2 separate regions of the Homo sapiens genome follow, and region 2 is linked to region 1. Evidence: chromatin loops called from intact Hi-C (ENCODE). Cell type or tissue: dorsolateral prefrontal cortex. All regions are shown on one strand. Links, peaks and the distances in the headings refer to the core of each region. The heading gives the core; the rest is flanking DNA.

Evidence for each region. A loop is a pair of places that touch in the nucleus more often than their neighbours do. Peaks named below come from ENCODE experiments on the same cell type or tissue, not always from the same donor. Only the 100,000 strongest peaks of a DNase experiment are listed, where the experiment ranks them.
Region 2: a loop joins it to region 1, with 4 times the contacts of the local background. A loop is called at or near these places in 15 of 110 quality-filtered maps.

Annotation. Positions count from the first base shown.
Region 1 is chr3:11,056,073-11,063,459 of GRCh38, forward strand. It overlaps LOC101927467 (a long non-coding RNA gene), which reads left to right and starts at 6,193. Exons shown (of 3, transcript NR_188517.1): 1 at 6,193-6,472. In dorsolateral prefrontal cortex, for the core only: CTCF peaks have their summits at 3,639 (motif pointing left), 3,845 and 4,825 (motif pointing right); DNase peaks (open chromatin) are centred at 3,619 and 4,899; H3K4me3 peaks cover 1,428 bases; H3K27ac peaks cover 558 bases.
Region 2 is chr3:10,768,762-10,776,148 of GRCh38, forward strand. No RefSeq gene overlaps it. Among named protein-coding and RNA genes, the nearest start is that of LINC00606, 8.2 kb to the left of the region's middle. RefSeq lists enhancers at 3,213-3,714, 3,715-4,214. In dorsolateral prefrontal cortex, for the core only: CTCF peaks have their summits at 4,154 (motif pointing right) and 4,361; a DNase peak (open chromatin) is centred at 4,160.

The DNA of each region.
Region 1 (7,387 bases), core at 1,321-6,320:
CATTACCCCTCTTAGTACATGCAAAAATAGGCACAGAGAGGCTAAGAAATTTGCCCAAAGTCACACACCTTTTACTAAGGAGAAAAGCCAGTATTCCAACCCAGGCCCTGTGGCTCCATAGCCCACGTGCTTGGCTATCATTTTATTTAATATTCTGCTCCTCGTTGTGGACGTATAGATGTAGGCATGGATGGTATTCTGTAGCAAATTTTTACAAGATGGCGAATATTAAGGGAGTGGTTGGCAGAGTTGAATGGGCAGGGGCTCTGGGATCAGGCCAGCTTGAGCTCAAGCCTTGGTTCTGCTGCTTTCTGGGTGTGTGCCTTGGAGCAAGACACTTTTCCCTCCTTCCTCGTCTGTGAAATGAGACTCATAGTCAAGTCCCTTCTGAGGGAAGTAATGGAGTAAGAGGAGGTGAGCAATGGTCTGCAGGAGGGGTTGTGGGAGGGGAGAGGGAGGAGGAGCACAGGGGAAGGGCCTGTCCCCTGTGGGTTCCAGACCCCTGCCCCTGAACAGGCTGCCTTTCCTCCTCTGCTCCCTTCCCTTGCAGCAGCCCAGAGCCCAGGGCGCAGCCAGAGGCAGAGCCCCAAAGCCCCAACCAGCATGTAACTCAAAGTGATGAACTCTGGCTTCGGATCCCAGCAAGGGCGTCGCTGGCAGCTGGAAGGGGTGCTGCTCAGGGTCGCTGGAATGGGAAGGGTCCAGTGAGGACACCTGTCACTGGACCATCTGGGTCCTGAGGATACTCCCAGTAACACACTTGTACCCAATGCCTCTTCTTCTTCACCTGGCTCCTCCCTATCTTCCACCTTCCGGCCCGCCCCCTCCAGTCCAGCCTCTACACTGCAGCAGAGGGATTAGTCTAAAATGCAGATCTTATCAGGTTGTTTTCTGGCCTAAAACCTTCCCATGGCTCCCCACCACCCAAGCTCTTTGCCTTGACCCGTGAAGCCCCATCCACCTGTTCTGAGGTTGCCTGTGAGTCCCTCTTCCATCCTTTGGCCACTGCACTCTCCCCTCTCAAATGCTAAACTCCTACCACACTGGACATTTCTTTGTGCCATGTTCTTGCACCGCACTGGGGCATTTGATCTTATAGATCCCTCTGCAAGAAGCACCTTTCTCCCCTTCTGGCCACCACCACCCCCAATCAAAACACATCTTCTGGGTTTTCTCCTGTTTATTCTTCAAGGCTGCACTTAACACATTGCTTCCCTGAGGAAGCCCTTTCCATACTCCCCTGACCCAGCTGGGTCAGCTGCCCTGCTTCGTGTTCCCACAATCTCCCAAGCTTCTCTCAGGGAGCATTTACCATAGTCCATTGTAATTATTTAAGAGTGTGTCTCTTCCACTGGACACAGGGAACCCCTTGAGGATAAGGACTGATTTTGAGTTGCTTATTATTGAAATTATGATGCTTGAGACAGAGAAGGGGCTAAAGGGTCTGCTGGGTGGATGGATGGATGGATGAGACCATGGCAGGTAGGTGGGTGGGTTGGTGGATGGATGGATGAATGGATGGGTAGGTGGATGAATGGGTGAGTGGATGGTGAATGGGATGGATGGATGGAGGCATGGTAGGTAGGTGGGTGAGTTGGTGAATCGATGGGTGGGTGGGTAGATGGATGGAAGGATGGAAGCATGGCAAGTAGGTGGGTGAGTGTTTGGTGAAGGGATGGGTGGGTGGGTAGATGGATGGAAGGATGGAAGCATGGCAAGTAGGTGGGTGAGTGTTTGGTGAATGGATGGGTGGGTGGGTGGATGAACGGATGGATGGAAAGATGGAAGCATGGCAGGTAGGTGGGTGGGTTGGTGAATGGATGGGTGGATGGATGAATGGATGGGTGGATGGATAGGTGGATGGATGGATGGGTAGATGGATAAATGGATGGATGAACGGGAGCATGGCAGGTAGGTGAGTGGGTGGGTGGGTGGATGGATGGATGGGTGGTTGGACGAATGGGAGTATAGGCAGGTAGGTGGGTGCGTGCATGGACAGATGGGTAAGCGAGGAAACAGAGGGAATGATACATTGGTGGATGAATAATAAGAAAACAGATAATAAAATAAATGGCGGAAGAATGGATGGGTGAGTAGGTGAATGGATGGATAGATGAATGATGAGAAGGCCGGATGGATGCACAGACAGACAGACAGATGGATGGATACAGTCCTTCCTCAATCGTTAGAGAGAGAAAAGCTCCAGTCTTTGGATTTCAAGGTTTGGAAGGTCCTTATACCTCTCCCAGCCCTTAACTTTAATGGTCACAATAGCAGTAACATATTTTTAAATCACCTTTTTAAAAATTAAGGTCAAATTTACATAACGTAGCCAGGCGCAGTGGTTCACGCCTGTAATCCCAGCACTTTGGGAGGCCAAGGTGGGCAGATCACTTGAAGTCGGGAGTTCAAGACCAGCTTGGCCAACATGGTGAAACCCTGTCTCTACTAAAAATACAAAAATTAGGTGGGTGTGGCAGCATGCACCTGTAATCCTAGGGGAGACTGAGGCAGGAGAATCGCGTGAACCCAGAAGCTGGAGGTTGCAGTGAGCTGAGATCCGGCCACTGCACTCCAGCCTGGGCGACAGAGTGAGAATCTGTCTCCCAAAAAAAAAAAGCTAACATTTTAAAGTGAACAATCCAGTACATTCACAATGTTGTACAATCACCACCTCTATCTAGTTCCAAAACATTTTCATCATTCACAGAAGATAACCCCATTAAGCAGTTTCTTCCCATCGTCCCCTCCCTCAGCCCCTGGAAACCACTAATCTACCGTCTGTCTCTGAATTTGTCTTTTCCGGACATTTCAAAGAACGCAGTCATGCAATTTGTGACCTTTTGTGTCTAGTTTCTTAAATAAGGCTTTTTGTGGGCAATAAAAACTAGTTTCTGAGGGCGGAGAGGAATCTGTAAAGTGGGCATATGACACCCCCTGCCTGGCCACTCCTGCTTAGGAGACCAAAGCGCTCCTGGAAGCAGCAGGGGCTGACAAGCAGGTGGGGGAGGACCCCAGCGACGCAGGCTCTCCTGTGCCACTCACTAGCAGGCTGGACAGGGACTGGAGGCATGCTAAGGTCCCTGGTTGCCTACCACCTGGCTTAGGGTCTGGCACTCAGTGGAAACTTAGTAAGTAGGAGATGGAGTGGCCTTCACTGAGTGGCGTGAGGAGGGATAAAGATTCCCCCACCTCCTGGCTGTGTCGTGGTCCCAGAAGGAGCCTCTCTTTGCCATGCATCAGTCCCCACAGAGCCTTGCCGTGTGCCAGGAGCCTCAGCAAACCTCTTCACTTAATGTCCCAAACAACTCTACAGAGCGGCTATCAGAAGACGCATTAGCAGAAAGGTGGCCAAGCTGGGTTGAGTGTGTTCCCCAAGTATACAGCAACAGCCCCTGTGCTCTTTCCGCTGCAACATCCTGTCCCTTCTCTCCTCTTCCTCCTCTCTGCAGGATCCCTGCTATCGACATATGATTCAAACCCTAGGGGATTTAGGCCCCTGTGTCTCATCCACAGCACCCTTTTTCTTAATCATTTCCTGCTGCCTCCGAGCCCCAGACAGGCTCCCTCTTTCCCGGCATCTCTCTATGCTCCCCTCTGCAGGCAGCAGCCAAAGACATCTCCGTGGTACAAGTCGGCCATCTGGTGTCTACATAGAGTATAGCAGCCACAGAGGGAAATCAAGGGTGAGAATTCCCTGCCAGGGCAAAAGCACGACCTCACCTCACAGCTCAGGGAGGAAGGTGCAGGGGATGGGGCCCTAATTTAATCTGGGCTCTCCATCTGTGACTTGCCCTGTGCTAGGTGCTTTACCTGCATTGATCTCAGTTAATCCTCACCTTGGTGCTACAAGAACTACTCCTTACTGTATGTAGTAGGGGCTCCAAAATACTTGTGATAAAAGGACAAATACTCTATGATTCTACTTACATGAGATCCCTAGAGCAGTCTAATTCATAGAGACAGAAAGTAGAATGCTGGTTTCCAGGGGCTGGGTGAGGGGAACAAGGAGTGAGGGTTTCATGGGTGCAGTTTCAGCTGGGAAAGATGGGAAGAGTTCTGGAGATGGATGGTGGTGACTCTGCACAGCAATGTGAGCGGACTCAGTGCCAGCAAGCTGCGCACCTAAAAATAGTTAAATGGTAAATCCTATGTTACATATCTTTTACCTCCATTTTTTAAATAACTATATGTGAGTGAATCAGCTAAGAAGAAATGAATAAATGCATAAGTGAATTGATGAATGCATAATGAAGATAATAATACCATTTATGGAATACTTAGTATGTGCTAGTCATTGTGCAAAGTGTGTTTCAACTGAGAAGTGTTTTTATGAAGCCCCAACCCTGGCAGGCCCTGCTTGCGGCTTTTGGGATACAGCAGTGAGCTAAGTTGCTACCACGCTACAGCTGACATTTTGTGGGCGAGATAGTAAACAAGGGATATTAAAATATCAGACGGTGGTACGTGCTATAAAAGAAAAAAAAGGCAAAGCGAAAGGATGGAGAATGGCTTGGAGGAAGGTGGGAGAGCTCCTTCTGATGGGCGTCATTTCAGTTTCACAGATGAGGCATGGGAGGCTCGAGTGCTCCCCAAGGGTCACACATCTAGGAAGTGGTCCAGGCAGGAACTGAAGCCAGGTCTGTCAGAGCCCAGCCCTGGAGCTCCTAACCACGCCGTGACCACACCAGGGAACGGTGTTGTCTCTTGGCTCACACCCTGAGGCACGCACTTCAACCCTCTGAGGGCCTCAAAGCTGAGTCCCAGGGTAGGAGCGGGGTCTTCCTTTCCCACAGGCCGCCGGCTTCTGGAGGCGCAGATGGATCGTGTGTCCAGCAGGTGGCGCCGCGGCCCGACTCGGGCGCCCCAGCAGAACCAGCCTGCCAGTTGAGTCTGTGCCAGGCTGGAGAGCGGGGCGCGGGCAGTAGGTACCTGAAGCGAGGCTCGGCCGGAGGCTTCGGGCAGAGATGTGCTGCTGTCAGTCGGGCAGGCCAGCTTTAGCGGCTCAGCCCTGCAGGTCACTTCCAGTTATGGGACTTCCGCCCACTGTGAGCTTCCCCCTCTGAATGCAACCGGGTTGTCCACCCCTTCCTCCAGGCTGCGGGAAAACGGCATGAGCCCACACCTTCATCCCTTTGAGAGGTGACAGCGTGCTGGCAGCCCTTGCTTGCTCTCGGAGCCTCCTCGGCCTCGTTGCCCACTCTGGCTGTGCTTGAGGAGCCCTTCAGCCCGCCGCTGCACTGTGAGAGCCCCTTTCTGGGCTGGCCGAGGCCGGAGCCGGCTCCCTCAGCTTGCAGGGAGGTGTGGAGAGAGCAGCGCGGGCGGGAACCGGGGCTGAGCGCGGCACTTGTGGGCCAGCGTGAGTTCCAGGTGGGCGTGGGCTCCGCGGGCCCCACACTCAGAGCGGCCGGCCGGCCTCGGGCAGTGAGGGGCTTAGCACCCGGGCCAGCAGCTGCGGAGGGTGCGCCGGGTCCCCCAGCAGTGCCCGCCCACTGGCGCTGTACTCGATTTCTCGCTGGGCCTTAGGTGCCTCCCCACGGGGCAGGGCTCGGGACCTGCAGCCCACCATGCCTGAGCCTCCCCCAACGCCATCGGCTTCTGTGCAGCCCGAGCCTCTCTGACGAGCGCCGCCCCCTGCTCCACGGCACCCAGTCCCATCCACCGCCCAAGGGCTGAGGAGTGCGGGCGCAAGGCTCGGGACTGGCAGGCAGCTCCACCTGCAGCCCCTGTGCGGGATCTACTGGATGAAGCCAGCTGGGCTCTTAAGTCTAGTGGGGACTTGGAGAACCTTTATGTCTAGCTAAGGTATTGTAAATACACCAATCAGCACTCTGTATCTAGCTCAGGGGTTGTAAATGCACCAATCAGCACCCTGTGTCTAGCTCAAGGTTTGTAAATGCACCAATCAGTGCTCTGTCTAGCTGATCTGGTGGGGACTTGGAGAACCTTTATGTCTAGCTAAGGGATTGTGAATACACCAATAGGCACTCTGTATCTAGCTAATCTAGTGGGGACTTGGAGAACTTTTGTGTCTAGCTCAGGGATTGTAAACGCACCAATCAGCACCCTGTCAAAACAGACCAATCAGCTCTCTGTAAAACAGACCAATCGGCTCTCTGTAAAATGGACCAATCAGCAGGATGTGGGTGGGGCCAGATAAGAGAATAAAAGCAGGCTGCCCAAGCCACCAGTGGTAACCTGCTCGGGTCCCCTTCCAGTCTGTGGGGTATTTCCTCTTTTGCTGTTTGCAGTAAATCTTGCTGCTGTTCATTGTTTGGGTCCACACTGCCTTTATGAGCTGTAACATTCACTGTGAAGGTCTGCAGCTTAGCTCCTGAAGCCACTGAGACCACGAACCCACCAGAAGGAAGAAACTCTGAACACATCCGAACATCAGAAAGAACAAACTCTGGACACACCGCCTTTAGGAACTGTAACACTGACTGAGAGAGTCCCAGACTTCATTCTTGAAGTAAGTGAGAGCAAGAACCCACCAATTCCGGATGCACCTTCAGCAGTGCTTCCTTGAGAACTTCCTGGGTGCCAGGCCGGGGGACTCAGCAGGAAATAAAGCCTACAAACCCCGCTGCCCTCCCCTCAGGGAGGCTCCGTTCTTGGGGAGGGGAGACAAACAATAACCTAGAGGAACCAAGTGTGCGTTATGCTAGGGAATGGGATGTGGAGCAAATAATGAGATGGAGAAGGCAGAGGGGAAGTGTGTGGTCACAGGTTAGACGTGTAGACGGTCAGGCGCCAAGGAAGACCTGCTGAAGAGCGACCCTGGAGCAAGGGAGGTGAAGGGATGCACGGATGCACAGGGAAAGGCACCCAGGCAGAAGGGAGCCAAGGGGGTCAGTGGGCCTGGAGCGCCCTGAGCCAGATGAGTGTGGAGGGAGGGAGGTCACAGCAGGGGTGGGTGGTGCAGGGCTGTGGAGGTCATGGTGGGAGGAATTGGACTTGGACTCTGAAGGGGATGGGAAGCCAGTGGCATAATAACCCCACATCTCAGTGGTTTAAGCAACACAAGTTGATTTCGTGCTCACATTATCTATCAAGAGGGATTGGCCTGGGTGGGCGGGGCCCTTCACTTAGAGACCCAAATGATTTTATTAGGCTGTTTTCTTAGAAGGCATCAGCGTCCCAGCTAGGGAATGAGAGTGGTGAAAAGTGGAGCAGCAGCAAGTAAATGCTTCTGAATGAAAGTGACATTCGTCACTGCCTCTCATTTTTCATGGGCCAGAGTTTGAGGCAGGCCATGCCCCATGTCAAGGGAGAGGGGACATCAGATTAGTGACGGACAGCACCCTGCTAGTGCTATGATTTCCACGATAAGCCTCCATTCCCGGATCAATTTTACTTTTTTATTTTTTTATTTTTTTTAGCTAGA
Region 2 (7,387 bases), core at 1,206-6,205, 290 kb before region 1:
CACACAGGCTCTGGGTCACCCACCTGGAGGGGAAATGGCTCAGTCAAAATGTCAAGGCAATAACTTCCACAAGACCTTTTGGTTTCCTGCTCTGGGGACAATTAGGCAACAGAGAGTAATGTATATCCAGCTCTAGAAGAGATGTCCAGGAACAGCATGGAGCTCGGCCTCCCGCTGGTTCACCGAAGTCAGCTGGATTCCCTAAATCTGACCCCTGCTGAAAAACATCTCCCTCACTCAGCCTATCTACCGTGGTGCCTGTGATCCCACATTGCTGCCTTATCCCTTGAAGTTTCCCGTAAAGCTCTGTGACGGCGTTTTGCCCAATGGAGGCCAAAAGTGAGCTGCTGACTTGTGAATAGGAATGTGTGATTGGCATAAGGTTTGAGGATCAAAAGCGTGGTATTATGGGATGCAAGTGAGCCAGAGGCAGCAGCACATGCTGTTCCTTCTGGGCCCAGGCAGGGATGAGGCTAAGACGAAAATCAGCCCAACACCACAGACCTGGTCAGGGCTCAGCAACAGGCAAACTGGGATTCAGCGGGTACACACTAGGACACCTGAGCCTGCAGCTGAAATATGGAAATACTTCCCCCATGTTGTAAATAGCTGCTGTCATTGAGGATTAAAGCTTTAGTGGGGGAGTCCCAGGTGCAGTGACAGGCAGTAGGAGGGTGCCAGCTACTCCTTGAGGTCCCACTCCCACCCTCCTTACACTCCCATCCATGCAGAAACCAAAAGACATGGAGCTACCTGGTTGCCATACACCTTAAAAGTGATTTGTTTTTTTGCCAGCTGAGAGCAAGGCCCATGGAAACAGAACCTAGCTGGTAGGTTACCAAAAAGTGAAAAAGAGGCACGGGGGAGGTAGAGGCAAGAAGAGCCCAGAGACAAAATTCTCCAGCTTCTTTATGTGCTGCAGAGCCACAATGCACTCTGAAGAAGAAGGCAGCATCAAGCTGCTATTGAGAGCTAGAGAGGAATCTCTTGAATGATTGTATTCAATGGGTTTCCATTGGGACCAGAACTCCTGAAGTCTTCAGGATGAACTGTCTGAGTAAGAGGTAGGGAGTCTTCATAAAGGACCTAAATACCTAAACAGTGTCCATCATAAATAAAGAGCTCCTGCAAATCAATAAAAAGACAGATATCCCAATAGACATCTAGGTAAAAGATTCGAACAGGTACTTCACAAAATGGCCAATAAGTATATGTAAGGAGGTTCAACCTCATTACCAATCAGGGAAAGGCAAATTAAAACCACTAACATAACATCAAAGTAAAGAAGCCAGACAGCAAACAAACACTACATGCTGTAGGACTTATTCATATACAGTTAAAGAGCAGACTGGTAGAACTCAGGATAGTGGTTATGGTTGCTGTGGGCGGGGGCCTCATGACTTGGGGGGGACTTTGGGTCAACAGAGACTCTAAGATGCTGGTGCTAGAAGCTTTTTGACCTGGGCGCAAGTTTCATGGATGTCTAATGATTAGTTCGTGAAACCTACTGAGCTATCACTTAGGATTGTGCATTTTCCTATATGTCTGTTAAATTTCAGTAAAGATCGGTGTGGAGAATCTCTCAAGAAGATAATTCTATATTCATTCTCTCAATTTTCACACATCTGGGGGCAGAAAAAGTACTGAGAGAAAGATCTTTCCTGAAAAATATTTACCTGACTACATTTCCACCCCTTTCCTCAACAGTGAGAGAACAGCCATGTCTGCTAGCTAACACGTGCTGTTTGTAAAATGTGTTTGGTGTGCAGAATCTCCACGTGGACAAGCCAGAGGGCTCCCTCTGAGAATTGTTTGTGTGTCCCCTTCTAGGGGACAATTGTCTATCCAGCACCTATGCATGCTGGGAACTTCCGCCTGCGTCATCCCAAATCAGGCTCCCAGGAAGCTGTGACGGAGACTGGGTGAAGGAGAGTTGGCAGCCTGCACTTTACAGCTAAGGAAGCGGAGACTCAGAGAGGGATGGCAGCACTCACGAGACACCCAGCCACTTGCCAGGCTGGGAGGCGAGCCCCCGGGCATCTGGCTGCATGTCCGGCCTTCCTCTTTCGGGTCACAGCTGTCCGTTCTCATGGGAGCAATGTTCTGAAAGTTGAAAGCAATGGAAAATCCAAACCAAGCACCATCGTTTATTAATTGTACACAATTTCCCTTCCATCCATCTATTTCCTTTTAATTCAGGCAAGCATACATCCACATGCTGCCCTAGCAGCCTGCACCCAGGCCTGGGGACTGGGTGCCCCAGGGGCCCCAGGGTTCTGGGGGTGGGTCATGGGGAAAGGCTGACTGGGTCCATGTTTGGGCAGTTCGAGGATGGCTGTGACTTTTTCCTGGAGAGCAGGGACCTGATATCTGTTAAGGGGCCTGACACAGCCTTCAAGACAAACTTACAGATGCTGACACTAAGCCCTGACACTAACTAGAGGGAGGAACTTCTGTCCTACTGCAGAAAGTGGGGAGGGGTTTTCTGACCCTGAGTGACGGAGGGACAGATGCCTGGGATCAGGCGTCAACTCCAGCCTCCCAGAGGTAGGGATGTTCAAGTCTATCTGCATTCAGGTTGGTGAAGCTCTTCCTTTTTCCCTCTCACCTCCTCCAGGTTCCTGGAGAGCCCACACCTCTCTCTTCTCCTGTCCTCAAGGAAAGGCCCAACCACCCTGATGTGTGACCTTGGCCAAGACCTCCTCTCACTCCCAGCTTCAGTCTTCTTATCCAGAAAACAGGAAATCTGGACTCTTCAATGTCACAGTCCCTTTCGGCTTTCATATTCAGGAGTTTTCAGGCTTTGTTAAAAGCAAAATGCCCAGGCCCATCCCCTGTAGATTCAGGATGTGGTGCAGGCTCAGGCCAGGTTTGGGACTTCTGCAGGTTTCAACATCATCCCTGAGGAGTTGTCTGATGCCTATTAAAGTGCACCCTCTATGACAGTGTGTACCGAACATGGCTGAGTCAGTCTCTTGAGAATTCTTGCTGGAAATCAGCATTTTTAAACACCTCCCAGAAGATTCCAATGAGTACAGGTATGAAAAATGCTGGCCTCCAGAGAAGGCAATTTCTGCTGGCCCAAGCTCCCCCATTTGGGACCCAAGTCTAGCTGCCTAACTGTGCCTCAGTTTCCTTATGTATAATGTGGAAATCATGGCTTCCTTTAGCCTCTAACAGGCAGGCAGGAGACACAGCAGATTCCTGGAGCAGTGTGGCAGGGTGCCCGATCCTGGACCCCCACCGGGGAGAATTCCAGCCTCTGTATCTCCCCGACTGGGCAGGGTCGGGCTGGGGAGGGAGGGAAGCAAGCCCAGCCCCACCTCATAAATCATATGCCAGGAAATGCAGGGCAGGCGCCCCTGCCTCCATATATCCCACACATTAGATGCTTCACTGGTGTCCCACAAGCGAGCTTTGTGAAGCCAGGCTCAGGGAAGAGGGGTGGGCAGTTACCAGAAATGAAACCTCAGCCAGCTCACTCCGGGGTCGTCTGGCCCCACAAGTCTCCTAGTGCAGGGGCTGGAAGCACGGCTGTTATTATTTTTTTTCTTTTGGAGGGGAAGCATTTGGCCCCAGGTTTGAGGGCACACAAAAGGCCCTCAAAAAGGAGGCAGAAATCTATTACCCGCCTGGCCAGAAATAGCCCTGGGGGAGGCTGGGCTGAAGCCAAGGCCAGAAGCTGTCCAGGGGACCTCGCAGAGGCCTCTGCCAGGGGAGCAGGGGACAGCTCGCTGACTCCCCCGTGGGGCTGTCAGCTGCAGGGAAGGGCTGTGAGGGATGTTTCAGCCTCAGAAAATCTTGGGTTTCATTTCAGGCTCCCCAACAGGAGGGGTTCCTGTTGAGGAGTGACTCAGGGCATCTGGAAGCCGTGACTGGTCAGGGTTCAGGTGGGCGGGCTGTGTCCTGAACTGAGGGCACTCAGGTGAGGCTGGAACCCCAGGGTTGCACCCACCAGAGAGGGCGCCCTTGTGTCATTCATCTGCCCAGAGTGAGAGCCTCAGCCCCATTTAGACAAAGACTCCAACAGGCATCAGGAGACCCTGAACAGATTTCCCCACTTTGCCTGGCCCAGGGGAATGTCGAAGAAAGGAATATGCCTGTGCACGGTGGCTGAGCAGGGGTCTGCCGACCAGTAAGGGCACTGAGATAGAGACGGAGGGGAGCTGATGTTAGTTAGGCACCAGCAGATGGGGCAGTGGAGCATCAGGCAACAGGATAAGCTGCAAGGACACCCATGTCAGCGCCTCGAGGAGGAGACGCTCCTGGGGTATGCATTTGCTCAGCCTAATTAACAGTGACTGTGCCCATTTGGGGAACACTCACTCTGTGCCGGACACTGTATTAAATGCTATTTAACACTGCATTTGGGAAACAGTTCAACTTAGTGGTTAAGAACACAGATTTATTGTCAGATCTAGTACTTCCTAGCTGTGTGATCTTGGGTATATAATTTCACATCTCTGTGCTTGAGTTTCCCCAGCTATAAAATATGGATAATGTCGTTGCTTTGAGGATTAAGTGAGACAGACCATGCATGTGAAGAACAGAGTCTGGCACACAGTAAGTGCTCATTACATGTAGCTGCTATCTGTATGATCCCTTTAGCTCTTCACAACATGGAGATATGATTATATATTGGCTAGGCTAATGCCAGCTGCTATAACAAATAAACCTCCACAATTCAGTAGCTTAATGAATATTTTTTGCTCAAATAATACAATGCTGGTGCTTCTGGTTAACAGGCAGCTCTCCTCCATGTGGTGATTCAGGGACCCAGGCTTAGAACTCTGGAGTCCCCTGAATGTGGGAGGAAGCTGGGAGAGATGGTGAAGAAGATAAGTTGGCATCTCAACCACACTGGTCTGGAAGTGATAGGCCTCCCTTCCACTCATTTTGTTGGTGACAACTAAATGATAAATAGCAGTCGGTTCAGTGTAAGGAATGCCCAGAAATGTAGTCCCTGCCCAGGCAGCCCCCATCTCATTTTGTGCTATGGAAGAGGGGGGACGAACCATGGGGGACAGTTAGCCATCTCCGCCACGTATCATTTAAGTGTTAAGATGCTGAATCTCAGAGAAATTAACTCACCCAAGGCAGAGCAGCTTGCAAATGGCAGTGCTGAGATAGGAGCACACAGCGGTCTGCCTCCTACTGTTGATATCTTTCCACCAAACACAACTGCCTCAGCCCAGGGCATTTCATCTCTTTCTGCCTGTCTGAGGTCAGGTTCTTCAACCGATAGGAGGGGAAGAGTGAGGACCTGATTCTCAGGTTGCATCTGTACCAGTCTCATGGCCCAAACAGATTCAAGGGCCTTAGTTGATGCTGGGAATGGCTGCCACTGGGACAGATGGAGAGAAGAGTGGGACCCAGATGATGGGCTGTATTTAAGACCTCAGTGGGCAAGACTCCAGCTGGGAGTCAGGCCTCAGTCCTGAAGGTGGCCTGAGATGCAAGTTGGAAAGGAAGTGTAGGGAGAGAGGGAAGCCCAGCTCCTGGGGCTGAACCATGTGGCTGATCAGCAAGGGAGAGTCCTTGGGGGCGCTTATCCCTGAGCTGGGGGCAGCCGCGAGATTCTGGGAATGATGTGTGCAGCTGTCCTGGTTTGGTGCTCTCTGAAATACACTTGAGACAAGCGGTCAAGCATGAACAGTTTATTTGGCAGTCGACCCTAGGAAATACCAGTTGACTAGGGCTGGGGAGAAGGAGGCAGGGGCAAGAAGGCTGTTATGGAGCACGTGACCCTGTGGGTAGGTGGAGCTTAGTCTTGTTGTGGACCTCTGAAAGACACCGTAGAACATCCCTCAAAGCCATCCCAGCAGGGGCTTTACCCACCAGTTCTCCATAGTAAACCCGCCAGCATGTAGAGGGAAAGTGGGGGGTCAGCAGCACCTGCCCACTGGGTGTTACTTTCCTGGGGCTCAGAATTGCCAGGCATGGCTGGATATTGATGCCAAGGCTGCTGGCATATTTCCTGGGTTGGCTTAGAGATTGGGGTGCATGTTCAGGCAGTGAATGGCCGGGTATGACCCATGAATGGGAAAGAAGGGAAGTAAGTGTATCCTCCTGAGGCAGGAACGAAGGCAGGGGGAGGATGACCCAGGAGCCACAGCCATGCTTCCAGGGACTCCCCACCAGCAGAACGTGTCCATTTTCTCTCCCTCCCCTCTCTGTACTTACTAAGTGTACATCCAGGCTGCCTCACTCGAGAGCACACAGCAATTCTCCATGCTGCACATCAGGGCGGTCGAGCAGGTACCCATGCGAGCAGGGAAGCCGGGTGGCTGGGGGCTCCTTCTGAAGTAAGCAGGGCCCCCCATGTGGCCAGGCCAGATCCATAGAGAAGGCCCTTTAAATCACACCTTTGAGGTATTTTCTCTCCTGTTTCAAAAGTTTCCGTGGAAGATTCAGGAATGAATGCCCTATTAAATACATTTTAAGGTAATGAAGTATAATTTCCCTGCCAGAAATACAGGAGGCAGGTGGCTGGTGGGAACAGCAGCACCTTTCAGCCAATTCTTGGGCTCCCAGATTTGTGTCCAGAGAGAGGTGGAGAGTTTGGAGGGGTGAGGAAGGATACTGGGCATGGGTCGGTGACTTTGTCCTACTAGAACAACACAGGGATACTCAGAAGTGCCTGGTGAGTGTAGGGTAAGTGTTCCGTGGACAGGAGATGCGGGCTCACACCAGCAGTCAGTACCGAAGCCCCTTGGCCTGGCTGTAGAGGGCTGAGTGGGGAAGAACGTCCCGATTGGGGTTGAAGGTTCAATGTTCAAGTTGGAGAAAGCCTGAGCTTTGCACCAGACACTATTGGGGTTGAATCCTTGGCTCATTACTCACACGTTCCGTTCCCTGACCTTGACCAAGGAACCTCACTTCTTGAGCAGCAACTTCCTTATCTGTAAAATAGGAACTATGGTTGTTGAATCTACCTTCTAGGGTAGAGGGGGATTAAATGGGAGAAGCCATAGAAAGCACCTGACGCAGAGTAGGCACTTGAGTGTCGTTGATTAAGGAAGACGGACGGTTGTGGTGTAATAAAACGAATAGAAACTCACGAGGTGCCTACTATGCACAGACACTCCCGAATGTGCTCCAGGCATTTGCTCATTTACTTAAGCAAGAAGCTGGGATCAGACAGAAGTGGAGAATGCACAGACTAAGCTGGCAATAGGCAGGGTCCCATGGATGGTCAGCCAGGGACAGTGGGAACACCGCTCCTGGGGTTGGCTGCGGCAGGCATCCATAGAGAGGGTGCCTGATGTTCTGGGTGTGGCAGGAGAATGCAGGCTGCAATGACACTTGAAGTCCAGCAAGCAGCAGATGTGACCTAATTGGGATGCCAGGTCTGTGGCCTGCCTGCCACCACTCTGAAGCCTATGTC